Regions from separate parts of the Homo sapiens genome. Here region 1 is linked to region 2. The links are chromatin contacts, found by Hi-C or POLR2A ChIA-PET in ENCODE. All regions are on one chromosome and are shown on one strand. Each heading gives the region's core, a stretch centred on a gene start or an enhancer-like site at or near the end of the contact. The rest is flanking DNA. Distances are from core to core; before and after follow the strand shown.

The links. Hi-C counts contacts between places; a loop is a spot of excess contacts on that map. ChIA-PET counts read pairs that join two places held with the same protein, here RNA polymerase II (POLR2A). Pooled maps may share reads with other maps.
Region 1: a pooled map shows a loop between it and region 2 (4-fold over the local background). The contact joins the enhancer-like site here to the promoter of NDUFS7 in region 2. A Hi-C loop is called at or near these places in 1 of 37 single-sample maps with no recorded cell type and 5 of 50 pooled maps. POLR2A ChIA-PET finds 5 or more read pairs at or near these places in 1 of 52 experiments (activated CD4-positive, alpha-beta T cell).

The regions. Positions count from the first base shown.
Region 1 is chr19:2,170,130-2,172,866 of GRCh38, forward strand. The region is part of intron 1 of DOT1L (DOT1 like histone lysine methyltransferase); the gene reads left to right. Among named protein-coding and RNA genes, the nearest start is that of DOT1L, 7.6 kb to the left of the region's middle. RefSeq lists enhancers at 917-1,511, 1,057-1,426, 1,512-2,106. Within about 2 kb of position 1,387, at least 15 of the 41 ENCODE cell types and tissues checked have a DNase peak (open chromatin) inside an H3K27ac peak, as active enhancers do.
Region 2 is chr19:1,382,545-1,385,244 of GRCh38, forward strand. It overlaps NDUFS7 (NADH:ubiquinone oxidoreductase core subunit S7), which reads left to right and starts at 1,363. Exons shown (of 8, transcript NM_024407.5): 1 at 1,363-1,398. The coding sequence starts at 1,383. It overlaps TRF-GAA1-6 (tRNA-Phe (anticodon GAA) 1-6), which reads right to left and starts at 890; the gene lies at 818-890. It overlaps TRN-GTT2-6 (tRNA-Asn (anticodon GTT) 2-6), which reads left to right and starts at 1,019; the gene lies at 1,019-1,092. RefSeq lists silencers at 733-862, 1,043-1,182, 1,433-1,492.

The sequences.
Region 1 (2,737 bases), core at 137-2,636, 790 kb after region 2:
TCTCAAACAAACAGACAAAATTAGATAAAGGAAAAAAGAATTTTTGTTCAAGTAATATTGGCCATTGATGGCTGCAAATCACTCTTGGTGTTACAGATTCCAGGAACAGGAAGATAGTGTCCGAGACCAGGATGCAGGAACAGATAGATGCCTTTCCACGCTTGCCCCTGGTGTGGTTGGGAGGCGTGACTGAAATCCTTGCTCTTGTCTCTCTGGACCTGATGCATTTTGCATGCCTCACTGGGCACGGACTGCTTGGAGCTGTTTTTATCTTCCAGCAGTGTGAGGTGTAGGAAGGACCCAACACGGTTCCTCCTGTGCTCTCCGCAGTCAACACAGAGGAGTTGCGGAACCAGATACGGGTACCCGGGGATTCATCAGTTCTGTGTTTCCTACTGGGCAGCCCCGATTCAACTCACTTCCAGCATGTCTACCTCGACACAGGCTCAGATCCCACGGGGTAAGGGCTCAGTCCCCAAGACTCCCCCACTTTCCATGCCAGTTAGAGGCCTCACGTTGTGACCTGTGCTTCTGAGTGACCGGTCGGCTGTAAATCCAGGTTCCCGTCACCCTTACCTCGGCTTGATTACATTGCCTCAGTGGCTCACAGAACTCCCGAGAAACACTTAGGTCCTTTGGTTAATGATAAAGGACGATCTGTGGGATGCCCATGAATACTGAGAAATGGATCCTCAGGGCAAGGCATGGGGGAAGGGCCCACTCCCTCCAGGAGTCTCCCGGAACGTGTGTCTCCCGGGACCTGTCCCCCTCCAGGAGTCTCCTGGAACCTGTCCCCCTCCAAGAGTCTCCCAGAACCTGTCCTTTAGAGTGTTGTTTCTCTCATTATTTTTGGGATAGGGTCTTGCTTTGTCACCCAGGCTGGAGTGCAGTGGCTCGATATCTGCTGACTGCATTCTCCGCCTCCCAGGCTGAAAGGATTCTCTTCCTTCAGCCTCCTGAGTAGCTGGGATTACAGGCATGAGCCACCACGCCTGGCTAAATTTTGTATTTTTTGGTGGGGCCTTGCTGTGTTGCCCCAGGCTAGTGGTAACTTTGATAAGCTTTGGGCCTCAGCCTCAGGCTGTGTGGTGGGGTCTAAGGTACAGCAGGGGCCCCAGAGGAGTCCTCCAGGGGAAGGACTGCGAGAATGCTGTGGCACTGGCAGAGCCTTTTACCTGGAGGATCCCTGCATTGAGCCCTTCTGGTCCCGAATTGTACTGAGCCCTCTTCTTCCTGCCTGTAGGCTGAAAGAATGAATTCCTGGCCCTGGAAGGTTCAAACAGCAGTTCTCAGGGGTGGAGGTGGCTCTGCCCCCAGGGGACACCTGGTGGCGTCTAGAGACCTTTGCGGTTGTCACCACCGGGGTGGGGGAAGCCCAAGGATGCTGCTCATCACTCACAGAGCTTGGGGCAGCCCCACCACCGAGGGCGGGCCAGGAGACGCCAAGAGCTGTGCCTTTCATCGCCTGGGGTCCCGGGCACCGACCGCCGCCGGGTGTCGCTCCGTGTTCGTGTACATGCCTTCTCCTGGGGGTAGCCCTGCTTTTATTTCCTGAGTGCTTCCTGGGACCATGCATGTCCGGCAGGCCCTGGCCAAGATCCAGGCTTGCTGCGTGCAGTCCCCGCCCACTGTGTCCCCCTGAGGGAAGGACCTGAGGTGAAGTTAGCGTAATGGGAGTGTATTTGGGCCTCGTTTGCGGGCTGCAGCTCTGGAGACACAGATTCAAGTGCCCAGAATGTATGCGCGGCAGTTACAAGTGGGGCTTCCTGGAGAAAAGAAGGGGCGGCTTTTGCATTGGAATCACAGAAGTGATTGCCCGGCTCCACGTCCTTCCTGGTATCTCAGACTCCAGGGACGTGAAGATAACAGATGGTCACATTGTGCAAATAGTGATAACCTTGTAGGTAATTCATCAGCTAGTGTGGAAACCCCAGGGGAGGAAAGAAGGCCCTGGGAGGGAGTGACTGAAACTCACTTGGAGGCTCTCTGGGCCTGTGGAGTTCTGCACAGCATGCAGCTCCCACTCCTCGGACGCACTTTTCTTTTTTGTTTTCTTTTCTTTCCTTTTTTTTTTTTTTGAGACGGAGTCTCGCTCTGTGGCCCAGGCTGGAGTGCAGTGGCGCGATCTCTGCTCACTGCAAGCTCCGCCTTCAGGGTTCAAGTGATTCCCCTGCCTCAGCCTCCCGAGTAGCTGGGACTACAGGCGCCCGCCGCCACGCCCAGCTAATTTTTTGTATTTTTAGCAGAGATGGGGTTTCACCATGTTAGCCAGGATGGTCTCGATCTCCTGACCTCATGATCCACCCGCCTTGGGCTCCCAAAGTGCTGGGATCACAGGTGTGAGCCACCGTGCCCGGCCAGCCACTTTTCTTTCTTTCTTTTTTTTTTTTTGAAGACAGAGTCTCACTCTTTTTACTCAGGCTGGAGTGCAGTGGCGCCATCTCGGCTTACTGAAACCTCCGCCTCCTGGGTTCAAGCCATTCTCCTGCCTCAGCCTCCCGAGTAGCTGGGATTACAGATGTGTGCCACCAGGCCCAGCTAGTTTTTGTATTTTTAGTGGAGACGGGGTTTCACCATGTTAATCAGGCTGGTCTCAAACTCCTGACCTCGTGGTCTGCCTGCCCTGCCTCCCAAAGTGCTGGGATTACAGGCGTGAGCCACTGCGCCTGGCAATATTTTTCCTCTTTTTTTTGAAATAACATCCTTGTTGTGACAGTTCACGTATCATAAAGTTCAC
Region 2 (2,700 bases), core at 113-2,612:
CTTTGCTCAGCAGTGGGTCCCCAGCCCATGGCACGAATTCAGTAAACACTTGTTGTGGTCCTCAAGGGGCCCCCAGTCTTGCTAGTCACCTGTGTTCACCTAATTTGAGCCTCTGTTTTCTTTACTTTTTCTTTTTCTTTTTTCTTTTTTTTTTTTTTTTGAGATGGAGTCTCACTCTGTCGCCCAGGCTGGAGTGCGGTGGCACGATCTCAGCTCATTGCAACCTCCGCTTCCCGGATTCAAGTGATTCTCTTGCCTCAGCCTCCCGAGTAGCTGGGATTTAGATACAGGGTTTCACCATATTGGCCAGGTTGGTTTTGAACTCCTGACCTCAGGTGATTTGCCTGCCTCAGCCTCCCAAAGTGCTGGGATTACAGGCGTGAACCACCGCACCGGCCTTTGCCTCTGTTTTTGTAATCATAAAACAGGCAGACAAAACCTCCAGTGGAATTGTGAAAATTAAATGATATGCATGCAGAAAGCGTTCTGCAAACTCTGTTTTGCTAGTTTGGGTGTTTAGTGTTAGTTTTTATATCATTAGTACTGGTTGTAAACTTATCAATTTAAGCAAGATGGAAAATCGAGGGTGTGTCAGGGAAGGGGGAAGTTTGAGCTGAAATTATGACCTCTTAGGGGTGGGAAGAGGAGGCTTTGGGGTTGTGAGGTCTGAGCCCCCTTACTTTGGGATGAGTCCACATCGCGGCGACTCCTCTGCAGAATGCGGTGATGTTGCGGTAAGGGGTCCGGGATAGCTGCGAGGCAGCTGGACCAATCCTGAACGAAAGACATCAGTGATCGCAAGAGGCGCTAAAACTTCTGCCGAAACCCGGGATCGAACCAGGGACCTTTAGATCTTCAGTCTAACGCTCTCCCAACTGAGCTATTTCGGCTGGGCGGCAGAGTCGCTCTCGCCGGGACTCCGTCCCGCGCTGCGCCTTCCCTGCGCAGGCGCAGTCGTTTCGCGTCAGCAGGCCCCACATCCTTTGTAAGGTCTCCCAGGGCGCCGGAGCGCAGTGTCGTCTCTGTGGCGCAATCGGTTAGCGCGTTCGGCTGTTAACCGAAAGGTTGGTGGTTCGAGCCCACCCAGGGACGCGTGGTGACTTTTGCCCTCCTGGAATAACAAGAAAATGAGTGTCGCCTCTGTTTTTGTCGGTCCGCCGCAGACCCGCGGCCCCCACGTGCGCACTCCGATGACCTTTCCGCCTCGGGTGATCTGGGGGTGCACGGCGCAACACGACCACGGAGGCCGAAAGCGCAGCGGAACCTCCCGGCTCCAGGTTCCGGTTTCCGCATGCGCTCCGAGCCGCTTTGGGCGGCGGCCCCGGGAACCCGGAGCGCTAAGGAGAACGGACCTCAGAGGTTGTCTGAAGGCCGAGGCCAAGATGGCGGTGCTGTCAGGTGAGCGCGGCACCGGCGGCGGGTGTGGGGCCGCGCGGGTCTGGGGCCGTGGGAGCCTCGGGTGTCGTGGTGGCGTCGGGGGTCGGTGCCGGCGTCGTGGCCGCGGTCCTCTCCGGGCTTCTCCGAGCCGGCCGCTCCTCGGGCTCCCCGCCCGGCTTGCGATGAACGGTCGCCGTTATTGCGTCCAGAGTACAGTCGGGGAAACCGAGGCCCGGTAGGTCATGACGCAAGCCTCCAGCCTCAGGAAGGCGCTCGGGGTGGAGGCTGGAGGGGCCCCATTCACGTCCCCGAGACCAGGGCACGGCCCGCGAGGCTGCTCTTGAGATGCCCTGGAGAGAGCGGGGCCTGCCTGACAGGCTGGGAAACTGAGGCCCATTGAGGGTCTTCGAGGTCACAGGGCCGGGCCTGGGAAGGAACAGGACCCAGGACATCCACGCCACCCTGCTGGACCCTCCACCTCCCTCCCCACCCCTGGGAGGTAAGGGCCTCTCGCAGAGCCTGTCCTGCTCCAGGGACTTTTTTGGGATCAGCTGAAGCCTGCGGACCTCTGCTCAGATAAAGTTATTAAATGCATGGAATAAAATCCATAGAATTGCAAGGAAATCAGTTACACGGAGAGGCAGTTATTAAAAGATTGTCTTGAAACCTGATTGGCGACTTAGTAATCTAAGTGCTTCCCTTATGAACGCGATCTAGCGGCAGGTCTAATTGCGACTGTGATTTGGAAGGAGTGAGGAGTGGAAATGAGGCTTTGATGATACGGAAACGTCTGCAGCCCCTGCACCATAGCTAGGAAACATCTGTGATTCCGCTTGGTGAAAAGTTACAGGTCCTGCTAATACTGCCGTATTTTGTTGTCTATGCTAAGAATTTTTTATTTATTTATTAAGACAGGGTCTGCCTCTGTCGCTCAGACTGGAGTGCAGTGGTGCCATCTTGGCTCATCACTGCAACCTGTGCCTCCCAGGCTCAAGCGATTCTGGCACTTCAGTGTCCTGTGTAGCTGGGACCACAGGTGTGCGCCACCATGCCTGGCTAGTTTTTGTATTTTTAGTAGAGATGGGGGTCTTGCCCTGTTGCCCAGGCTGGTCTCGAACTTCTGAGTTCAAGCAATCCTCCCACCTGAGCCTCCCAAAGTGCTGGGAGCCACGGCACCCAGCCTACGCTAAGAATTGAATGAAGGGCTAATTTTCCATAAGATGCTGGTGACAACAAAGACATATATATTTTTTTATTCCAAGCAAATTCACAGTTCTGAATCCTCACCAGGCCCCTTGTTAAGAATGCCTGGCCCACGCGCGG